Regions from separate parts of the Mus musculus genome. Here region 1 is linked to region 2. Evidence: chromatin loops called from intact Hi-C (ENCODE). Cell type or tissue: heart. All regions are shown on one strand. Links, peaks and the distances in the headings refer to the core of each region. The heading gives the core; the rest is flanking DNA.

The links. Peaks named below come from ENCODE experiments on the same cell type or tissue, not always from the same donor. Only the 100,000 strongest peaks of a DNase experiment are listed, where the experiment ranks them.
Region 1: it touches region 2 in a loop (2.1-fold over the local background); 2 of 42 quality-filtered maps call a loop at or near these places.

Annotation. Positions count from the first base shown.
Region 1 is chr13:37,613,184-37,625,089 of GRCm38, forward strand. It overlaps Gm40915 (a long non-coding RNA gene), which reads right to left. Exons shown (of 4, transcript XR_873251.2): 3 at 9,666-9,835; 4 at 3,418-4,702. Among named protein-coding and RNA genes, the nearest start is that of Gm40915, 8.4 kb to the right of the region's middle. In heart, for the core only: CTCF peaks have their summits at 7,429 and 8,768 (motif pointing left); a DNase peak (open chromatin) is centred at 6,838; H3K27ac peaks cover 2,877 bases.
Region 2 is chr13:37,476,685-37,488,590 of GRCm38, forward strand. It overlaps Gm40914 (a long non-coding RNA gene), which reads right to left and starts at 10,617. Exons shown (of 2, transcript XR_001780899.2): 1 at 10,439-10,617; 2 at 401-704. In heart, for the core only: CTCF peaks have their summits at 6,155 (motif pointing right) and 6,679; DNase peaks (open chromatin) are centred at 5,047, 5,647, 6,117 and 6,597; H3K4me3 peaks cover 1,499 bases; H3K27ac peaks cover 2,539 bases.

The sequences.
Region 1 (11,906 bases), core at 2,466-10,465, 140 kb after region 2:
TCAAGCAAGCAAGCAAATGAACACGCATGAGTTCATCTTTCTGTCCTGACTGTAGAAGTGGCTATGACTAGCTGTTTGAAGTTCCTGTCTTGACTTCCCCGCAATGATGGGATTTAACTCAGACTTGAAAACTGAAGTAAACTCCCTTGTCACCTACATTCCTTTTAGTCAAGGTATCCTATAACAGCAATGAAAATGAGCCAGAAGGTATGTCAGCATCCCACATGCTGGGATTGCAAACATATACCACCACACCTGGTGGAATTATCCACAGAGCAAGAATCAAAAGCATTCGCGGGAGGACTGCGGCGTTGAAACTTGAGTATGCTAGGCTCTATCGCATCCCAGACTCATCCCTTCCCTCTTTCTTTGCTCTCCAACAACCATGAAAATGGGTCCACAGACACACGCATGCCCGCCACAGGCACACACATGCCCACCACAGGCACACACATGCCCACCATAGGCACATACATTCCCACCACAAGTGCATGGCAATGGAGCCAAACAACTGTAAGCTGAAAACTGAAACTGTGAACCAAAGTAAGCTTCAGGTCAATCATGTGTCTCTTACCTCTTTCTAAGATGCTCAGTCTCAGGCATTCCATTACAGTAACAGACGACAAATTAAAGTGATGATGACAGCTGGTCTGTATCACATGTTCACTATGTGTGGGCCACAACTCTACATATTTTTGTTTTATTTCTTTATTTCTTTATTGGTAAGCATACAGAGTGGTGAGTTTCACCATGGTATCTTCTTACATACGTGCCAAAGTACTTTGTTCTGACCCTTGCCCCATATTTTGTCTTTAAATAGTGATATTCTTTCATTTAATTTCTGTGTTGTCTTATGTTAACTTGACATAAGCTAAAGTCATCTGACAAGAGGGAGATGCAACTAAGAAACTGCCTCCATAAGATAAAGCCATCAGCAAGCCTGTAGGGCATTTTATTTTCTCCTTCTCCTCCTCTTCCTCTTCCTCCTCCTCTTCCTCCTCCTCCTCCTCCTTCTTCTTCTTCTTCTTTAAATATTTTATTATTTATTACATGTAAGTACACTGTAGCTTTCTTCAGACACTCCAGAAGAGGGCATTACAGATGGTTGTGAACCACCATGTGGTTGCTGGGATTTGAACTCAGGACCTTCAGAAGAGCAGTCAGTGTTCTTAACTGCTGAGCCCTCTCTCCAGCCCAGCATTTTCTTAATTAGTGATTGATTGATGTGGGAGGGACCAGCCCATTGTGGGTGGTACCACCCTGGGCTAGTGGTCCTGGTTTCTATTACAAAGCAGGCTGAGTAAGCCATCCATTCCTGCCTCCAGGTACTTGATTTGTATTTCTGCCGTTGTTCTCCTCAGTGGACTGTGATTCAAGATGTGTAAGCCAAATAAACCTCTCCTCCCCCAAGTTGCTTATGGTCATGGTGTTTCATCACAGAGATAATAACCCTAACTAAGCAATTCTTGGGAGCGGGCACCAAAAAAAGTCAAAAGCACATCACTGCTCCCTCTACCATGCCTGGTGTATCAGTCTCAAAACTGACAGAGAGAGGTTAGGAAAGTTGTCCAAGGATGCACAGCCAGCTAATGGTGGAGCCAAGTCGACGTCAGGTAACCTGACTTAAGTCTAGCTCTTTATTTCAATGCTGTTCTTCTTGGTAATTAGTTTTTAAAAGCTTTTTACATTTAATAATGCGTGTATCTGAGTCAGGATTTGTGCAGTGAGCCCCTGAGCCCAGTTAGGCCAGAAGAGGGCATCAGATCCCCTGGAGACAGTTATGTGCAGTTATGTCCCACCTGGGTGCTGGGCACTGGTCCTTTACAAGATCAGTATATACTCTTAACTGCTAACCCATCGCTCCAGGCAGTAGTGATTATTTTAAACATGTATTTATATTTCTGTGTCTGTGTGTATATGTTATATATGAGGGTACACGTGTATGTAGAAGTCAGAGGGTGATGTGTTTGCATGAATGCAAATGCATGCATACGTGTGTGTGTGTGTGTGTGTGTGTGTGTGTGTGTGTGTTTGCTATCCATTAGATATTACTTAGAAAAAGGCTCATCTATACATTTCAAAAGCCAAAATTAGTATAGTTGGCCAAAAATACAAGTTTTTATCTCACATAAATGAAAAATAATAACACTTCATGATTTTCACAGTGATTGGGATTGGACCCCGTGTCTTAGTCACCGTTCTATTGCTGTGAAGAGACACCATGACCAAGACAACTTTTATAAAAGAAAGCATTTAACCGAGGGCTTGCTTACGGTTTCAGAGGGTTAGTTCATTATCATTAGGTGGGAATCAGAGCGGTACATGTGGCACTGAAGAAAGTAGCCAAGAGCTACATTCTGATCTGCAGGCAGAAAAGAGAGAGAGAGATTGAGAGAGAGAGAGAGAGAGAGAGAGAGAGAGAATGAATGAATGAATGAGCCTGGTGTGGGTTTTCGAAACTTCAAAGCCCATCCGTAATGACACACTTCCTCCAACAAGGCCACACCTCCTAATCCTTTTCAAGTAGGGTCATTCTGGTGACTAAACGTTCAAGTTTATGGGGACCATCCTTATTTAAACCACCACACCCCATTACCACAGAGCTACTGCCTCATGGTGCATCCTGGTTCCCGAGTGCCAGCCATCACACTCATAGTCCAGCCTGCAGCATGAAGGTAGAAGAATCCCTTTTCTTTAATACTGCTTCCCAGAAGCTGGACACGATACTTCCAATTTTAGTCCACCGGCCACGGTTTTACCCCATGGACACACCTAGTTTTGCAGAGTCTGGGAAAAGAGGCTCTGGTTCCAGAAAGGCATGCTAAAAATATAGGTTACTGGTACTAAGAAGGAGGCGAAAGTTGTGTGTCTCCGGATGCCTGTGGCAGATTCCACCGCAAGGGTAAACAGCACAAGTGTGTGTTGTCTCAGAGTGGGATGGAGCTCTGTAAAGGAGCTGGGAAAGTGGTCCTGAGCACACCGGGCCTTTGTGCAGCCTTCCTCCCTCCACTGCGCCCTTGGAGAAAAGAGGCATCGGATGCTGGGCTTGCACTCCACCAGGCGGCTGACGTCATCAGCCTGTTATTCAGAGAGGTTCCCACCTGGAGATGGCTCAGACCCAGGATTCAGATCAACTGTATGCAGAGAGCCCCAGTACAGCCCGGCACCCCTCTTCCCAGTACTGTTGGGGTGCTTCTTCAGCCTCCCTACCCTGGCCTGTGGGATCTAAAGACTGTTCCCTCCCTCTGATGCCTGGCAGCCTGTGTCTAACGTGTCTCTGATGACCTCTGGGCTCTGCACATCTGCGTCTCTGCTTCTCATCTCATAACTCAGTGTGTTAGGCCTTGGTCAACACAAAGCACCCACCCAGGTCACCCCCCCCCACACACACACACACAAGGTCATCTTCAGGCCTTGACAAGGAATCTTCAAACTCTGCATTCACCTCTTCTCTCCTTGAACCTCTGGGCTTGGGCTCCATCCCTCAATGGCGGCTGCCACCCTTAGTCCACCCAGAAGCAAACTGCCTATCCCCCACCTCCTCACCGCAACTCTATGCTGTATCTAAGCTTTCCATCCAGGCTCAAAGCAGGGCAGGTCCAAGTGATACTTTATGAAGCACCCTGCGGCCCAAGTGACAGAGAACCAGGTAGCTCGTCCCATGGCTAAATGGAATGCCAGTTTGGAGGCATGTTGTATCCACAGTGACACCAAACAGCTACCCCCCCAAAAAAAACAAAAACAAAAACAAAAACAAAACCCACTAGGGACCTGATTCTCATCAATACTGACTGCTGGAGGTCTGCTCAGCAATGGGAAGACTCGTGACAGACACTCTTGGGAGCCAGAACCGGCTGCTGAGAGAAGCAGTTGCTTGTTCCGAGGGTAAAACACACTCTAAGGCCTTCTGCAAGCTAGACACACCATGCCTTTAGAATTGGGGTCAGCATGATCCACTGTCTGCTGGGGGACTCATTTCAGTGGATTAAGGAGCATTTGGGACAAAGCTGTTGCCAGAGGACTGAGTGTACACGTGGGTGGACTGTGGGCACACACTCTCACTCTGCTGGGGCTGCCTCCACCAGGAGAGAGGAGAGCTGGCCTCTCCCTCACAGCTGTCAGTGTCTGAATCTGCTGCCTCATACAGCAGATTCCAGGCTCTGTGACTTTGGATCCTAAAACTTTCAGCACAGTCCCCCAAATTCTCAGACTTTAGGCCTCGGTTTGAGAATAACACTACCAATGTCTTTGTGCATTGGTCTGTAGGTATGTGTTGCCATCATCTGACACTCCATCTTGTAGACAGGCTGCCCTGGGGCTTCTAGCCACAGCCAGTTCCAGTCACCTGTAAGTCCCACAGTCACTGGACAGCCTCCCCTAAGCATGGGTGACCATTTCCCCCTAGCTGTATGAATAGAGTCACATCTTGTTAACCTTTCTTCTCTACAACCAGACCATGGGCAGTTAGTGCAGATTACAAGCAGCTGAAAGGGAGTGGGAGAGGGAGAGAGGACTGGACTCTGAAGTCAGAGACTCAGGTGCCCCCTCAGACTCTCCTTCTGTGGGGGAACTCAGCAGGGCCAATCTCGAGGGGTTCCTTGGGTAGTCACAGCTGCTCTGCCATGCTTCTGTCACTGCGCTTTTCCCCTGTCACTGGAATCTTCTCCAAGTCATAGAGAACACATAAAGACAGAGCTTCCCGCTGCAAAAGAAAGTAGAAAATACCAGAGCCAGGCATGTGAGGTGGGCGCTGCAAAGCCTTTGCATCTCTGGATGAGTGATGTGAAACTGGAAAATAGAAATCCCGGGTCTTCACGGAGCCGAAAGTGGCATATGGCCACTGGGATGAAATATAAGATACATTTTTTAAAAGTTACCATTATTTTCATGTAAACACACTACAATAAAGTAAAATTTTAAAATGATGCAGAATAAAATATTAAATAATAGCATAGAAGTCGTGGAAATTGAAATTGTCCAGTTGGCAGCCAAATGCTCAGTAGGTTCTAAATAAATAAAAATAATTTTCTTGGAATAGAAAAAAAAATAAGGCTCAAATGTATGTAAAATTTTAAAGTGAACAATAATATAATGAATTTTAAAATAGAGAGGGGAAAGTGAAATTCAAAAGTGAGTGAGTGGGGTGCTTGATACAGCTTAGTGGGTAGAAAGGCTTTGCAGGCAAGCCTGAGAACACGAGTTCGATTCCCGGTCCGGGTGCCCACATAGTAGAAGGTGAGAACTGGTCCCTACAGGTTGCCCTCTGTCCTTCTCACATGCACGAGTCATATACACACATGCAATGAATGAATAAATGTGATTTTAAAAGATTAAAAATGAGCAAATAAAAATAAAATGCACATGGGCCTAGGCCGATGGTTCGGACGGTAAACCGTTTCCTCCTAAGCATGAAGACCCAGATTTGATCCCCAGCACCCACATCAAATCAAAGCTGAGCATGGGGCCTGAAGAAAGGGCTCTGAGGTTAGAGAGCCTGCTGCTCTTCCAGAGGACCTGAGTTCAGTTCCCAAAACCCACGCCAGAGGCCTCACTACCGCCTGTAACTCCGGCTTCAGTGGATCCAAGGCTGCCTTCTGGCATCTGTGGACACTATGAGAGACACAAGAGAGACACTCGAAAGTAAAAAAAAGAAACCTTAAAAATAAAAATAAAACGGGTATTACTCTATGCACCTGTGATTCCAGTGCATTGCACAAGGAGAGGGGTGTAGCCTGCAGCTCACTGGCCGGCCATTCTGATCAGTAGAGTCAGGGAGACCCTGGATCCAGGGAAGAGCTTATATCTAAACACAAGGGAAGCAGCCAGGCATACTGGTTTACGCCTGTAACCCCAGCACTTGGGAAGCACCTGCAGGCAGATCTCTGAATTCTAGACCAGCCTGCTTCATACAGCAAGTTCCAAGCCAGCCAAAGCTCCATAGCAAGACCCCGTGTTAAAACACAAAAACAAATAAACACAACAACAACAAAACCTAAAACAAAAACAAAAAAATCAAGGTAAGCAACTCTTGAGGTGTAGGTGTGACAGGACACCTGGGGTTGTCCTCTGACTTTCACGTGTGCAATCACACAAATGCACAATTCAAGGGAGCTGAACTATAGATGCAGTCAGCCTAGGTACCTGCTGATGGATGAATGGATAGAGAGTGTCACACACACACAACATACACTCACTCATGCACACTCACATATACATACAACATACATTCGCTCATTCACATACTCACACAACACATACACACACAACACACACACACACGCACGTGCACACACACACACACACATACACACACACACAAATACTGCTTTTTTTAAAGACAGCTTCCTCTGTGGCCTAGGCTGGCTTCAAATGCCTCCTCCTCTTCCTCCTCCTCCTCTTCCTCCTCCTCTTCTTCCCCCTCTTCCTCTTCCTCTTCCTCCTCTTCCTCTTCCTCCTCCTCCTCTTCCTCCTCCTCCTCCTTCTTCTCCTCCTCCTCCTTCTCTTCCTCCCTGTCCCCTGATGCCAGGATTTCAGGTTAGGATCACCATGTTTGGCCTAAAACTTTAAGTTTTGTTTTGTTTTGTTTTGTTTTGTTTTGTTTTGTTTTGTTTTGTTTTGTTTTTTTCTTTCATCGGCCCTCTAGTGTGCAGCTGCCCTAGCAGGAAGAAGGGTGGCAGGAAGGGGTGGCTCTGTGACAGCCTGGCCTCCGAAAGTGGCGGCTTCTCAGTGGTTTTAAAGGTCACTTGCTGACCTGACCGTTGCTGAGACTGAGGAAACACACACAGGAAGTGTTATGCAAGTGAGCAGAGAGACTCACAGGCTCCTGCCAGGAGGTCTGAGCCGATGCTTCGTGCTTTGTGCCACCCTGTACAGGTTCCCACCTCAGGAGCCCTCCAGTACCACAGCTGTGGCCACAGCCTGGCCGGATGACAGACAGTCCTGTGTGTGTCCCCCCCCACACTGAGCTGACAGCTGAGGACTGGACAGGATGGCACCAGTCTCCACCAGCTAGGGACTTTTCAGAGCAGGTATCATGAGAGCTACTAGAGGACTTGTGACTTTTGTCCCACAGTCAAACTTCAGGATTGCACAAACCACCAGCCTGGAGTGACCTTGCCTTGTGGGGAAGCAAGAGGAGCCCAGGCTCCCACGCAGACAGTAAGTCCACAAGGGTACAGAGTACCAGCGCTCTGAGAGCTTAAAATACACCCACAGGAGGAGTGAGGCCGGCTGGCTGCTCACCTTGGATCTGCACAGCACAGAACAAAGGGAGCCCTGCCTTCGTGACAGACAAATCCAACCCCAAAGTCCCTTTTCACACACATAGCCCTCATTGGCCAATGGCTCTTTGGCCTTCCCCTCTTCTTCCTCTTCCTCCTCCTCTTCCCCCTCCTTTTCCTCCAGGCTGACAAGCAGACAGACCCAAGGTCACCCCATGTCTATACTAGCCTGACAGCCAGATGGCCTCCTTCATCACCCAGCCTTCTCTGCAGGCTACATCCCAGATAGGCTGGGAGCTGACCCAGCATCTTAGAAAATTCGAAAATTTACCCTTTCCTCTCCCTACCCCCACCCCGCCGCCAGCAAACCCAGGTCACTCCAGTTCTAATCTCCTACTCGCTTCTGCTGAGTCTGCACTGGTTTGGGACTAGATGGACCAAGCCCTGAGCTCTTTCTGCAATATTCCACATTTGACCACAGTAGGTCACCATGTGCTATAGAGGTGGCAGGGCCTAGCCTGGTTTCTATATCATTAAAAAGAGTTGCAGATGCCTTCCACTGGCTTTTGGTAACTCATCCAAAATCAGGAAACAGGAAGAAAACTGAGCTCCTGGAACTGTGGCCCCTCCCTCTCTTCCACCTGGATTATATGTTTCCTGTTCGTACATAGAAACTTCCAGAATGGTCAACATGGTGATGGGTGAGCCGGGCGTGGTGGCGCACGCCTTTAATCCCAGCACTTGGGAGGCAGAGGCAGGCGGATTTCTGAGTTCCAGGCCAGCCTGGTCTACAAAGTTAGTTCCAGGACAGCCAGGGCTATACAGAGAAACCCTGTCTCGAAAAACCAAAAAAAAACCAAAAAACAAAAAAAGATGGTGATGGGTGATGGGAACCGGTTTGACCATCAGCAAAGCTGGAGTGGTATTGGATGGGACGGTTTCAAAGTCACCAGGCTGACCTCAGAGCATCAAAGTGTGATCTTTTGACAGTGCAGGCTGATACTTTGCAGATAGTGCACGGTGGGCACGCTTTGTGAAAGTACTCTAGCCAGCATACTCCTGCTAAGTCAGCCAGGACACTACATGAGAAAGACGTAGCCCAAGGCCAGCACGCAGCTGCTGTGTGAGGACAGGAGTGACAGGGTACCATTCTGGGCATCTAAATATAATAGGCAATAAGCTTGAGTCACTCAGACTTAGACTTTATGAGCCAGCCATGCTTTGATGGCATACCAGGTCACAAACAGTTCTCTTCCTTGGGCTACACAGGCCCATCCTCTTGTTAGGTCCTCTCACACTCCCTCTTCCATCACATAAAACAGGATGATAAACCTGAACCATGATGACTAGAGATAGCAGATAGCAGCTACCTGAAGGAGACCCTGGACCAGGGCAGATATAACTATGGTGGCCTCAAGCCAAAAAATCACTCACAGAGCCAGACAGAGCCAGCTCTCCTCACTGTCACATGAAGAGAGAGAGACAGGCTCAAGACTTCTTTTTCTACTTGAAGCCTGGTTAGGCTTAGAGTTTAGCATAGCCACAGTGTCCTCTTGAGGCAGTGCACACTAGAGAAAGATTATTATCCCCTGGACAGGACAACATTCAAGGTGTAGGAATGATCAGACATTCACAGATATACACACACCACAGAGACAGAGAGATAGATACATATACACACAGACACACACACCACACTGATAGACACACATACACCACACATGCACACACAGATAGATACACACATAAAAATACACGCAGACATACACAGATAACCACACATAGAGATACAGACATTCACAGACACACACAGAGAGAGATAATCACACACACATACATAGATAGATACACAGACACTACAGAGAGACACACAGAAATCAACACATATAGAGAGATGCACACACATAGACACACAGAGATATACACACAGAGATGCACACAGAGAAATATACACACAGAAACACACACACAGAGAGAGAGAGAGAGACAGAGAGACCAGTTTCTAGCATCTACTTTCTAATTAAATGTAACAAACCACCAGCTAATTCATGCCATCAACTAACACGGACAATGTGGGTGGAGCCGCCCTGGGGTGTTAAAGCCTTGGACTTCAAGGCTCTTCGTGGTTGGCAGCCTCTCCACTCCTAGGACAGCTACAGGTCCTTAACAAAATGTCATGTCTGGGTCATCTACCCGGTCATATTGACTCACCAGTCAAACACTTCCTTTCTATTGTGTGGGACTCAGACATACTAGGGTTGAATGTAGTCCTTCAAGCATCATAGACTGGAAAGTTAACCTCCAGTTTCACACGCTCATGGTGCAGAGGTGGGGACTCCAGGAGGCTGTTAGGGCAGGTGGGAGTAGGAATCCTAGGATGGTATGTGTGGCTCTTAAGGAAGAGGAAGAGAGACCCAGACTAGCACATTTGTTAGTCTGTCTTACCATGTGCTGACTTCTGTCAGGTGACTGGAGAGATGGCTCCGTGGTTAGAAGTATTTGTGGCTCTTCTAGGGAACCCTAGCTCTGTTCCCAGTATTGATGCCAGGTGACTCAGAGTGCTTGTAACACCAGCTCTAGGGAATCTCACTCCTTTTCTTGGGTTCCAAGGGTACCTGAACACATACACATACAAATACACACTTACATAAACACATAAAAACTAGTAACAAAAAGAAAACTTTTAAAGTACTTTTATTTGTTTTAAACATTGTTACTCTTTTATTTATTTTGAAACAAAAAGTTGCAAAACACACACACACACACACACACACACACACACACACAAATTAGCCAAACCCAAAGTCTAAACAACTTAACCAACTTCTGCACAGCTAGAGTATATTTATATATTTTTAATAGTTTACTTAGCGTTATTTTATGTTCATTGGTGTGAGGGTGGAACTGAAGTTACAGACCATTGTGAGCTGCCATGTGAGTGCTGAGAATTGAACTCGGGTCCTTTGGAAAAAGAGACACTGAGCCGTCTTTCTAGCCCCATATTTTTATATTCTGAAGCTAAATAAACAAAGGTGTAAAAGGATGCCCACCCAGGGCCTGGCACGGGCTAAATATTGCAGATCTAATCTCTTACCTGCAATTCTGAATCCAGATATCCCCTGAACGCTGAAACTCTCTCTTTTTGGCTGTATTAATTGTGGTGACATTGCTGTGACAATAACTGACTGAAACTTGGTAGGGAAGATGGACTTGGGCTCAGAGTTTCAGCCCATCATGGCAGAATAGCTCACTGCAGCGAGAACACACCATGGAGTCTTTTCAGATCATAGCAGACCCCAAAGCAGACAGACCTGAGCGAGGAGCGAGAAGCGACTCCAAATGCCTGCTCCTGGATGTAAGAGAGGGCACATAAACATATCTGTGTAGGGGCTGCCTTAGGAAGAAGCATTGGAGTCGCTGTTGCCTGCAGAAGGAGAGAAGGGACTGCGATGGACGCAGAAGGAAACTGAGGCTGCCTGGCACACTTCTCATGTACAGTGGAATGCTCCCACCACATGTTAAACACATTGTAAGATTATCAAGTAAAGGGTTAATAAATGTTTAACTCCCATCACGATGGGAGGAGCTGAGCCTGGTGGCACAGGCCTTGATCCCAACACTTGAAAGGTGGAGGCAAGAGGGTTAGGAGTTCAGGGTCAGCCTCGGCTATGAGTTGAAGGCTAGCCTGGGCCAACTGACCTTGTGAAAAGAGAGGAGTGGAGGAGGGGATGGAGACAGGGAGACAAAGAGGGACAGAGAGACAGAGAGCAGAAAAAGAAAGGGAGAAAGGGAGGAAAGTGGTGAGCGACAGAAGGAAGAAAGGAAGATTCACCGTATTTGTGTCAAGAGTCCCTGAAAATTCAAATCTCTGTACCATTAACGGGAATCTAAATGGTGCAGACCCTGTGCAAAACAGTACGGAGTGTCTTCCAAAAGTTCAACAGAGAGAGATGGCTCAGCAGGGAAGAGCTGCTGCTCTTGAAGGAGACCAAAGTTCAATTCCTGGCACCTACTTAGTGGCTCGCAACTGTCTCTAACTCCAGTTCCAAGCAATCCCACCCCATCTCATGACTACTGAGAGCATGACACACATGTGGCACATAGATACGTATGCAGTCAAAACATCCACATACATAAAACATCAAAAGTGAATGAAATAAAAAAAAAGAAGCGCATAACCCATTAATTCCACTTTTGGGTATATGTCCAAAGTGATGTGTTTATAAAGAGATAAGGGAGGGGGGTATGTTCTATGGGGCTGTGGTGAGTGGTGGAGGGGAGGGAAGGAATGCCTCAGCATGGGTCCAGCCACACGATGAAGACAACTACAGTATCATACAGAATAGAGTTTATTCAGGGCATGGGAAGAGGAGTCAAGAGGAAGAGAAAGGCAGAGAGAGGGAGAGAATAGAGAAGTAGAGGAGTAGAGGCCAGCCATGATCACATGAAGAGAGGAGGGGAGAAGGGAAGGCATTAGCAAGAGAGCAAGAGAGCAAGGAGGGGGCAAGCAGCCCCTTTTATAATGAGTCAGGCACACCTGGCTGTTGCTAGGTAACTGTGGGGCAGAGCTTAGACACAATGCTCACACAAAGGAATTAAAAGCAGGGATACAAAGGGATACAACCTGTCCATGGTCAAAGAAGTAGGCAAAAGCAAATGGCTCCAGGGCAGAGGCTTTTTAGGTTT
Region 2 (11,906 bases), core at 1,767-9,766:
GGGTTGTGGTAAGGGGGATTCCGATTGTATTTTTACGGTCTTGGTGGATTGTTGTGAATGGAGGGTTCCCAGAAGTGAGTTCAGAGGTGTGGAAATGCATTATCTTATCAGTCCAGGTGCTTATCAGCTGGATAACTGAACAGATCAAAGTACTCTATTATTAAGGTACTGAGCTGATTTTCAAACTGAGAAGGGTGCTTGCTGTCTGACTAGGCCCCACCACAAGGAGTACTTGCCCAGCTTGTACAAGGCCCTGGGAATTATCTCTAGCATTATCACACACACACACACACACACACACACACACACACACACACACACACACACAGAGAGAGAGAGAGAGAGAGAGAGAGAGGAGGATGCTACACCCATACACCAAGAAAAACCGAATTTCACAAACTCAGTTTGAAGTGGAAGTTGTTGCTGAAGTCAGAAAGGCAAACACTAGGGTATGAACTGAACGGTCCCACAACTCTGAAGAACAAGGAAAGACAGATGCTGGGAAGCCGAAGGTGGGGTCTCCAAAGGTGAAAATGATTCAGGGGACAGAGATGCTTGTCACCAAGCCTGGTGGCCTGAGTTCCATCCTCTGACTGCAGTAAAGTGGGGCCCCTGGAGTAGGCACACTCATGGAGACAGGAAATAGAATGGTGGCTGCCTGGAGCTGAGATCGGGAGATGGAGTTTGTGGGTACAGAGCCTCTTCTGGAAGTAAGAAGACAAAAAAGGTTAGGTAGCTGGATTGAATCCCCACCCCCACCCCCACCCCCACCCCCAAGCTGGTGGTGTTAACTTAGTGGTAGGGCATTTGCCTAATATGTGTTAGCTGGATCTCAGGCCAGAGGCACTGGGCTGTGGTGAGGGCGTAAGGATAGGTGTGAGGTAGGCTCCTGATGAGAATAACCTCGCGCTGTTTGCAGTGAGCTTTTGCAAACCTTTAGCAAACTCTGTGGATAGGATTCCTGCATTTTTTCTGAACGCATATCACACTTTAAAAGCCTGAGAAAGTGTTATCAACCTAAGGGGAACAAAGGTAGACAAGGCAGTCCACGAGGCTGGAGGATAGACTCATCTATAAGTACAGACAACAGTCAGTTCACTTCTGCCTATACTCGGTGCCCAAAGTTTGAGAGCAGCTCTGATTCTTGTCTCCATGGGCACTTCTGCTCCTGAGCAAGAGCAGCACCCCCTCCCTTCCTCCCTCCCGCAAGCCCTACCCACCGAGAGCAGCGCCCCTCCCTCGCTCCCTCCCGCTAGCCCCACCCACCGAGAGCAGCTCTCCTCCCTCCCTCCTGCAAGCCCCACCCCACCTCCGAGCCAGATTTTCTTTTTTAAGCCTACCCCTTCCAGAGTCCCTTCCCCTCAAGGCTATTCAGCACAATCCAGGCTTTCTTCCTGCAGTTTTGAGTGTGAGGGGTCTCGGGGTGCAGCTTTGTAGGGATTAGGTAAATCACAGGTGCGCCCTCACCTGAACCAGCCCCCAGCTTATTCATTAATCGGGAGTTTACCCGCTGTTATTCCAAGTTCTCTCTCTCCTTGGCAGACTGATGGCCTTGGACTGGTTCCCAGTTTGGGGCCCCTGCAGCCCCCCCCCCTTTCCACTCACTGCCAAAATGCCTCTCTGCAGGTTTCCCCACCTTGTGCCTGGGTTCTGTGGGCGTGGATTCTCAGCCAGATGCCCCACACAGAGTTGGCATCCCTGCTCCTTACCCACTGCCACTGCGACCCACCCTTTCACACACTCTTGGGCTGTGTGTGATCTGAGCTGCTTTCTCTACAAAGAGACCGAGATCTCCTTTCTCACTCCTGACTCTCTTACAAAGCTTCTCCTGCTTTGATCCCAAATTCTTTCTCTCTTGCCTGAGCACAGACTTCAGTGTAGCCAAGAGCTCTCGCTGAAGCCAGTTTACATCTCGGCCCATTCGATCCTTTGAATCCAGCCTTTATTTACAACAATAATAATAATAATTGGGTGTGGGGGGTGTGGCTCTGAGACGGGCACCTGCTGAGCACACATGAGAACTCCGGTTCCATCTCCGCAGGTACTAACAGATAGAAGGGAGAAGAGAAGAAAGGAAAACAAAGTGTACTGACTTCTTTGAGACTGACATACTGAGATCTGCATTGTCTGCACTGTCAGAGACCGTTCCCAACTTCACCCAGGAAAAGAGGCTTAGATCTATAGGATTATTAACTTCCCAACAAGCCTACAGAAACAGAAAGACAGGTACCCACCCAGCCAAAAACAAAAAAACAAAAAAACAAAAAACAACAAACATTTAAAAATGGGGCTTTCAGAATGACTCAACATTCAAGAGCATCCAAGTTCAGTCCCCGAGGACCCAAGTCCAGCTTCCAGCACCCACACCAAGTGGTCATAGTCCGTAACTCCAGCTCCAGGGTATCTGATGCCTCTGCCCTTCAAGGGCTCTCCTACATGCAGGTGCACGTATTGATGGGAAGGCTTACATCTTTTTTATCTTTGCATGTAATTACAAACAATAAATCTTTATAAAATAATTTTTAAAATAAAGTGATGTGTCAGGTTGTGGGTGTGGCTCAGATGGAGAGTATTTCTGAAGCACAAATAAGACCATGGAGTCCACCCCCAGCTCTGCCAAAAGGAAAAAAGGAGGAGGTAGGAAGGGCTGAGACGTGGAGAGTTAGCTTTAGCATGAGTGAATAAGGAAGGCACCGCGTTCTGCTCTTTATAGGCATATTTGCACACTCCCCACAGAACACACAGTTCAAGTGCAAGCTCAATAGAAGAGTGCTCGTCTAGAGTGAGAGACCCTAGATGGCATTCCCGGATACAAAAAAAAACAAGCACCCATCAGTGACTTAGGGGTATGGCTCAGGAACAGAGGGATTGTCAAAGGTGTTGCTCTTGATGCTGTGAACAAAACCTGAGGGAATTATCTTAAGGGAGGAAAAATCTACTGGGTCTCGCAGTTTGAAAGAAACAGTCGCCCTCTGAAAGAAACAGTCTATTGTGGTCAGGAAGCCAACTAAGTGCTTCTTGGTGAAGGGGACGCATAGAGGATGCTCACAACTGGGCATCTTGAAGAGGACTGAGGACAGAGGAGGAACGGACCACAACTTTCTCACCCAACTTTATCAAGCACTACCTCCTAAAGGTTTCAGAGTCTCCCAAAGCCCTGCCACCACCCAGGCACCAAATGTTCTGACACATGAGAACCATTTTGCACCCAGTGAGTGATATCCTGAGGGGTTGTTGTTGTTGTTTTGACTTTTGGATACAGGGTTTCTCTGTGTAGCCCTGACTGTCCTGGAACTTGCTCTGTAGACCAGGCTGGCCTCCAACTGCCTGGCTCTGCCTCTGAGTGCTGGGGCTAAAGGTGTGTGCCACCACTGCCCAGCCAGAGACCCCGAGTTTTATCATCAACATGCAACAATATTATCAATTTCATGCCCACCCTGTAGTGTGGAAATACAAAGAAATGGGGTTTAGAACTGGACACAAGGAAGTCAGCCCGGGCTTCGCAGTAAGACTGTGCTCAACACAAACAAATGGCGGCACGTGAGGTTTGTCATGCTCTCCATTGTGCCCGGCATCCCTGGAGGCACATGCACTCTGCCAAAGCAGAGTGCTCCCATGAGGTGCCATTGTCCCCAGGACACGTAGTGTTTTCATTGTGTTGGCTTCTTCTAGCCATGGTTAGAACAACGAAACAAGAATCATACTATTTCAGAGGTTCAAAGATACCTCCAGGGCTGGAGGGGAGAGAGAACTAGCCTAGGTCCTCCCTGGATTCCATCCCAGTGCTGCAGGCAAAAAAATTATAATTAAATAAAAGAGCGTCTTGGTGTCTTCTGCTTTTACTCATTTGCCTTAAAAGTAGTATACAAGCCCAGGGCCTGCCAGCAACTTTTGATTTTACCCGAAACAAAATGAAAAAAACAGATGCTGTCTCACCCCGCAAAGAAAAAAACCCAGAGAGCAAATGAGTATCACTGGGCGCACACACAGTTTTTGGAGACATACTTGCATCTTCAGGGTTGAAATTCACATTGTGTAAAATACTATGGGAGACAAAGGGGATCCTGGCTGAATAAGATGGAAAACCACTTCCTAGAACAACAATATTCCAGCCATGTTCCAACTGGGGCTTGGGAGCAGGGGGTGATCCTAAACAATCCAAGTCTCCACGTGGAAATAATATTTATTATTTCTCTCCCCTCCACACCCTGGAGTAAGACAACACTAAGAGCTGGCTTTCCTCTTGACTTACCAACCCCTGAAGCTGAGAAACAAGACTCTGTGGGCCTGTTAGGTTTATGCAATTGCACACCGGGCTCTTAGGTGCTTCCAACGCTACTAACAATCTAGAGACAAATGAGCGCCTTTAGGCCACCAGAAACCAGAATTCCAGGTGAGTTCTATAAAGAAAAAGAGGTAGGGAAAAGAGCAGAAGAAAGAAAGAAGGAAAAAAAGGAGAAAGGAAGGAAGAGAGATGGGGGAACAACAAAGGAGGAGGAGGAAGAGGAGGAGGACAAGGAGGAGGACTTTTTGTTTTTAAGTTTAGCTTTTTTTGAGTGTTTTTCGTTTGTTTGTTAGGGTTTTTGTTTTGTTTTGAGAGAGGAGCTTATTGTTTACTCATTATGTAGCTAAGGCAACCTTTGAACTCACAGACATCCACCTGCCTCTGCCTTCCTCCTAGTGCTAGGATTAAAGGCCTGCATCACCATACTGGACCCTTAATGGACTTCTCTCAGACTTGTTCAGCATTATGAGAAAAAGGAGGAGGGGGAGATGATTCTGGGAGATTGAGCAGCCAAAGGATAAAACTGTACTCATTTCTCAACAGCAAGCCTTTGCAACCTAAGCTCCCGAGTAAAAATTTTTTAAAAAGGCAGGCTTCTTTTCCCTTCCCACAAGGGAAAACCAGAAGGGGTGGACCACTAGCCCTCTTGTGAAAAAGATGCTCCATCAGTTCATTCAAATTCCAGCCCAGCAGGTCCACTTCCTGCCTCTCCCATCCTTTGTCCATCCTGCAGAGGAGCGCTGTAGTTTGCTAGCCCCACACAGAACTCCCTAGGGCCATTCCCTCGCTCCTTGGTGACCCTCATCCCTCCGTGGCCACCAACCCTCAACCCCCCCCCCAAAAAAACTAAGAAAGTCCACCCTGCACTCCATCTCAAAATGGCGTTCCCTCCCCCAGCTCCCCCCCCCCCCCAAGAAGCCTCATTCCTCACAACATTCTAAGCTCCAGGGCTGTAAGTTTTGCATCCTCTTTTCTTCCCAGCCAGTCGTAGTGTATATTCACACCATTCTCTCTGGGCCAGATCTCAGCTGATGGGAGCAAAACCCTGTCTGTCTGTCTGCTTTCAGCTTGTTTCCATTCCATCCAGGGCCAAGCTTCCCAACTACCAAAATAGGCAAGTGTCCCAGGTTTTCCTGCCGTACCTCTAACCTTGGTTCCTTGATTAAGTACTTGGTTCCTCTCTACACAGAACTGGACTCTGTCCAACTTGTGTCTCTAGGTCTTCAAGTGTTCACTCAGGAGATGTTTTTTTATCCACAGGTCCCTGTTTACCATTGGAGTTGGTTCTTAAGGATCCTCAGAAAGCATCAGGGGAGGGAACCCTGGTCCACAGCTCTTGCCCCACCCCACCCCGATCCAGGCAGGAAAAGGAAGCCCCTTTGTATGCACAACTTGCTGACAATTGCTGGCTCTTGCCAGAGTGGCTTTCCTCTCTCAACATAGGAAGCTGCTAAGAACTGCAACAGGGCAGAGACAGAGAGAGACAGAGAGAGAGAGAGAGAGAGAGAGAGAGAGAGAGAGAGAGAGAGAGAGACAGAGAGAGAGACAGAGAGAGAGACAGAGAGAGAGACAGAGAGAGAGAGAGACAGAGAGAGAGAGAGAGAGAGAGAGAGAGAGAAAGGAGGAGCTGTCCCTTCCGAAGACAGCAGGGTTGCAGAGGCCGCACAAATGCTACTGTGAGTTATTTCGGGACCAGCAATGAAACACCGAGCCAGTCTTTGCTCTCTGAGCCAGCCACACCAGCGCGGTTCGACTTTTGACATCTTTTCCCTGTGACGAGAAACGGCTGGCTCTTTCAGCAGTTATAGGGGAAAGGGCCTGCTAACCAAAGGGAAGGAAACCCACACCACAGACCCTACAGGAAGGAAGGCCTGCGCCTGGAAACTCACAGGCAGGAGCCATTAGAGGGCAGCAAGTGTCTGGGAACCCAGGCAGCAAGAATCTCTCTCTCTCTCTCTCTCTCTCTCTCTCTCTCTCTCTCTCTCTCTCTCTCTCTCTCTCTCTCTCTCTCTCTCTCCCTCCTCCTTTCAATTACAGGGTGTCTCTAAAGGCAAAGCACCAGGCTCCAGCGTCAGCAGAAATACGAGTTGGAAAGACCCAGACCCAGGCTGTTGGAAGGGAAGGCACCCTCCAATCCCCAAAGCAGGCCCCTCTTGGCAAGGTCGAGCAGTGGCTGTGCAGGTCTCACCCTTACTGCCCCGGAACCCCCCTGGGTCGAGGACCCTGGCAGAACCAGCGCTGCTGTGCAGAGAGAGAGAGGGTGGGGAACTTGGGCACCCAGCCTTTTGTGTCACTTTGCTCCTTGGCCTCCTGCAACTCTAGGACAAAGGAGCGCCTGGGAGCTGCCAGCAGCCTGGGGGCACCACTGGGTTTGACAAGGAAGGACGAAACCTGATCCCTGCCAACGGGACAAGTCCTTGTGCTGTTCTGTGAGGTGACCCAGTTCTGAGACCAGACCGCTAGGCTCTGATCACACTGCATCTCTCACACACCCTGCTCGCACCCCTCGGCCTCCGAGGTAAGACCGTCGCATCCTTCCTTCCACCCGGACAAGTGAGAGCTGCCACTGGGGCGTCCCCTGCGGCAGCAGCTGCACACTCTAAGGTGTTGTGTTTTATTAAAAAATAAATAAATAAATAAATAAGAGCCAAAGATATGTTTGATAGAGCCAGGTATGGTGAGATGGGAGGGGTGCCTCAGCTAGCCCATGCTGAGGCATCCCCTAACCCCTGAGGTACCAGCCATAGGATAGTATGGAATAGAGTTTATTTAGGGCAGGGAAGGGGATTTGGGAAAGGAGTAGAGGGGGCGGGGGAAGAGGGAAGAGAGTTGAGGAAAGGCTGGCCAGGAACATGTGGAAAGAGGGGGAAGGGGGAAGGGGTCAGGAAGAGAAGGCGCAGAGCAAGCAGCCCCTTTTATATAAGTAAGCCAAGCCTACCTGGCTGTTGCCAGGTAACTGTGGGGCAGAGCCTAGAAGGAATACTAACATTCCTCCGTTTTGATTTAATTTTTTACAAAGGAAAAACTAGAAAGAGGTGATGGTAAAGCAGGAATCGGGTCGCCGTAATTTTTAGGGGCTTCCTGCGGACTTTGGGGCAACATGTCTCTGGGAAACCTAAGAAAATGGGTGTATGGATGTTGGTCTTAGGAAAGCTGGCTGTTTCCTTGCTGTCCAGGGTCTGTGGACCCATCTGTGAGTAGGAAGGAGTAGGCCCAGCAGCAGCGGCAGTGTCTGTGAGAGTAGATTAGCACATCTGTAGGTTACTTCACTGGAACGGTCCTGGATGTAGATTTTGAGTAAACACCTGGACTTGAAACACCCAGCTCTCCTAAGACTACACTCAGGGGAAAGGGATGGCTCAGCATAGGCCTGCAGAGACATCCTTGGCGCTCTCTCTCTCTCTCTCTCTCTCTCTCTCTCTCTCTCTCTCTTTCTCTCTCTCTTTGGTTTTTCAAGACAGGGTTTCTCTGTGTAGCCCTGGCTGTCCTGGAACTCACTCTGTAGACCAGGCTGGCCTCGAACTCAGAAATCCACCTGCCTCTGCCTCTGCCTCCCAAGTGCTGGGATTAAAGGCGTGTGCCACCACGCCCGGCTTCTTTCTCTCTCTTTTTTTTTTTTTAAATAGAACACAATGTAAGGGACCCAGGGGCAGCTAGGAGTGGTTTCCTGCCTATCCTGCCAAGGAGCCTCTTTATATTTTACTAAGGCTTCTACCAGGAGAAGGCTTCTGGACTCTAATTAGAGCCCAGTCGGGGTAGGTCACTGGGAGACAGCAATTGAGGGTCTGGTGCAATCTGGTTACTCATTTCTTTCCCCAAGCCCCCAGAGGACAGCCCTGACTCACAGTCACCGGATTGGAAGACCTTCAGATGACATGTTCTAGTTCAAAGGGCCTGGGCAGATTCAAGTGTCAAGTTGAAGGTGACAGGTTACCAAATCCTAGCACTGAGCTTTCGCCTAGCCAACACGCACAGGCTGAAGCAAGATGCCCTGTTCACCTCCTTCCCAACACTCAGTCTCATGTCCACCCTGTTGAGAAGAGCTCCCTTGCCCTGGCCCTGACCTACAGCAGGTGACCTAAGTAAGGCTAGTCTCCCCATCCCGTCCACCATACCCGATGTTTCTTGGTCAGATAATTCTTAGTTATTTTGGAGTCAATGCTACTACCCCCATGGAACCTTAGGCTCTGAGGCCCTGATTCTCTGCCTTTGCTTTTCCATGGTCTGCCCTTGGGACTCTCTCCTCCTTTAGCTTCATGACGTAAATAAGAAGAGGCTATGGGAACCTCTAAACTAGATTCATAGATAGACCCATCACTCACAGTGAGAACACAGTGGCTAGGAACCTATCGGAGTGTGTGGAGGACTTTGCCAGCATTGGGAGGCGTTCTGATTTCCTGTAACAGTAGACCAGGAATTCAGACTAAATTTCCCACTGACAACCATTCAAGACCCTACAAAATATAAAAGAAACCCAGTTCTTCCAACCCGAGAAATACTGAGCCATAACGTTGGCTGCTGACCTTAGAAACAGTCACCAGATTGGAAGATATTCACGGGACAGGCTCTGGTCCAAAGTGACCAAGTGGACTGATCACCACCCTCATTGCCTAGCACACTGCTGCTGTCATTAAAAACTCAATCTGATGCTTGTAGCTTTGGATAAAAACTCCATGGAATGAATACTTACAGGATTTGTTTTATTTGTTTGTTCTGTAAACTAACTCCACCTGGCTAAAAGAAGACACTTCTTCTACATTGCCTGAAACCTCTCTCTGGCCTGTCTCCCACTGTACTACTGCTGTAAAGGCAGACACATCCTGATAGAGGCTATCACTTCAGTTGCAGCCTCCACAGTCCCTATGAACCAACCACAAAAGGGTCTCTGCACTGTTAGGTGTTTGGTCTCACTCACCATGAAGGCTTAATCTTTTTTTTTAAGATATTAATTAATTAATTAATTAATTTATTTATTTATTTATATGAGTACACTGTAGCTGTCATCAGACACACCAGAAGAGGGCATCAGATTCCATTATAGATGGTTTTGAGTCACCATGTGACTGCTGGGAATTGAACCTGTGTCCTGTGTAAGAGCAGTCAGTGCTCTTAACCACTGAGCCATCTCTCCAGCCCGAGGCTTAATCTTTATCATAGTGTTTTGGATTTATTCTTCACTTCCCTGAACTGCCTTCTTCATGTCTAAGATAGTAGTGCTGATAGCAACAAGCTCAGTGCTATTGTAAGGGTTAAGTAAGATGGTGTAGCTAAAACACAAAGTACTGTATCCTTAGCTTGCAGTAAGTGATGAGTGAATATTAGGTATGGTGGCATGCACCTATAATCTCAATGCTGTAAAAGGGGAGACAGGCAGATCCCCCGAGCTTTCTGGTCAACATTCTAAATGAATCAGTGTGCTTCCGGTTCAGTGAGAACCTGTCTCAGAAAATAAGGAAGGCTAGAGAGACGGCTCAGCTGTTAAAGGCAGGAGTTCTCTTGCAGAGGATGGGAGCCCAGCTCTCAGCACCCACGTCAAGAGGGTCACAACTGATGTAACTCCAGCTCCAAGGAGCAAAAGCTCTCTTCTGGCCTCCTCCAACCCTGCACTCAGCATGTATAAAGCCATACTCAGATATACACATAGATGCTTAATTTAAAATATGCATTTAAGAAAAAAAAAGAAGAAGAAAACAAGTAAAGGGAGAACGTGTGTAAACTTAGGGCTACCCTAGACAACATATTGAAATCATATCTCAAACAAATAAACACATGAATATAATAGGGTTTAACAAGAACTAGGGTTCAGAACATGCTATATACAAAAGAAGAAGGAAGACAGTGGCTGAAGAAGACAAAAGACCTTGATCTCTGCCTACACACACCAGCAGACACATGTACACACACATGCACATAAACACATGAAGTACTACCAACATCATCTTCAACTACAGACCAATACCTGAATTTCTTTTGAAAAATTGTACCAATTCATCTTTTTTTTTCCTAACAAGATGTACATCCTGCTCCATCTTTAGATAATTTTGCCTGTTGCCAAGTACACCTTTTCAGTAAAAGTTTAATTTCTCCTCTACAATGCTTGAGAGATTGGCACATCCTCCTGCCTTCCGCACTCACCACACCCATCGCACTTACCACGTCCAGTTCTTCCCACCTGGTTGCTCTGGACAGATGGACGCTCTTGGCTCTGCCTGGGTTGGTATGGGGCATGGCCAGCTCAACTCACTCCAAACCTTGTACTTCTTTAGCATCATTCCATCTCAAATATGTTTTGAGAAAGAGCCAGGACTCTAAATGTGGATGGTTCCTTTCATCCAACCCTTAGTTAACACAAATAAAAAAGATGTTTTTTTTTTTCACACTGCTTGGCTCTCCCCATCCTGTTCTGGACTTGGGGAACGGTCATCCCATTTCCTTGCCTTTCTGGACTTAGGGAACGGACAGCCCATTTCCTTGCCTTTCAGGATGCATTTGGAATCTGCTTCAGGCACCCTAACCATATGGTTGCTTTTCGGCATTCAGTAACTGGACTTGGGAAAGTGTGACCTTTATGACTTCAAGTTGGGGGCATATGATAAAAGTGTTAAAACGGGGCCAAGAAGTAACCTCCTCAGGTTGCTTCCATCCACTGCCCAGGGACTCTGAAGTCTCTTCTACCTCATCTTGGTCTTGGCAGTGAGTGTCCAAGAAGAAGGTAAAGCCTTTGCACAAAAGGAGACAGAGAGATCTGCACTGGACAGGGATTGGGGGTGGGCTGTGATAAGTTGAAGGTAGACCAGAAAGAAAATAATGGGCAAAACAGAGGGAGAGAATCAAGACATAATTGGGTAAGTCCAAAAGTGGGAGGAAGCTGGAGAGATGGCTCAGCAGTTAAGAGCACTGCCAGCTCTTCTAGAGGACCCAGGTTCAATTCCTAGCACATACATGAAGGCTCACAGTCATTTAAAACCAGAGTCCCAGAGGATTGGAGGGCACCAGCTACAGACAGACAAGTGGGCAAAATATTCATAAACATAATATACAATAAATACATTATATATACATATAATATTTTACACATACATATAATATTATATATATGTAGAGAGAGACAGAGACAAAGAGAGAGGAGAAAAATGTTAGAGGAAGCAGATAGGGATTTACAGAGAGTTTTACAGTCTAAGGTAGATGACAAGAAAGAAAAAGTGGTTGGGTATCTGAACAGCCACAGTTCCCCTATGGTTAAGAGGCTTTTAGGATTCATGCATGTCCACCAGAGCAGCTGAGAATGACCTCAGGCAGACAGGATTGACCTTCTCAATCAAGCCATTTTGATTCTCAGCATGTTAATTTACAGAAGGATGTCTTCACATCCTGAAAACCTCCAGGCACAAGGAAGATGCACACCAGACTTTGCTGAGCACACCCACCTTTCAAGGGCAAGATGGATTGAAAATAAGCCTTGCTGTCAAGCCAATACCTTACTGTTCTTTGGAGCTCCAGCTTTGCTGTTTGAAACCTAACAGAAGCCCATAGGCTTCACATCTTAGGATCTTAACACACGAGAAAGGCAGTCCCATGGTAGTGCGTATGGATCCTCCTGAACGCAAAGCTTCACACATTC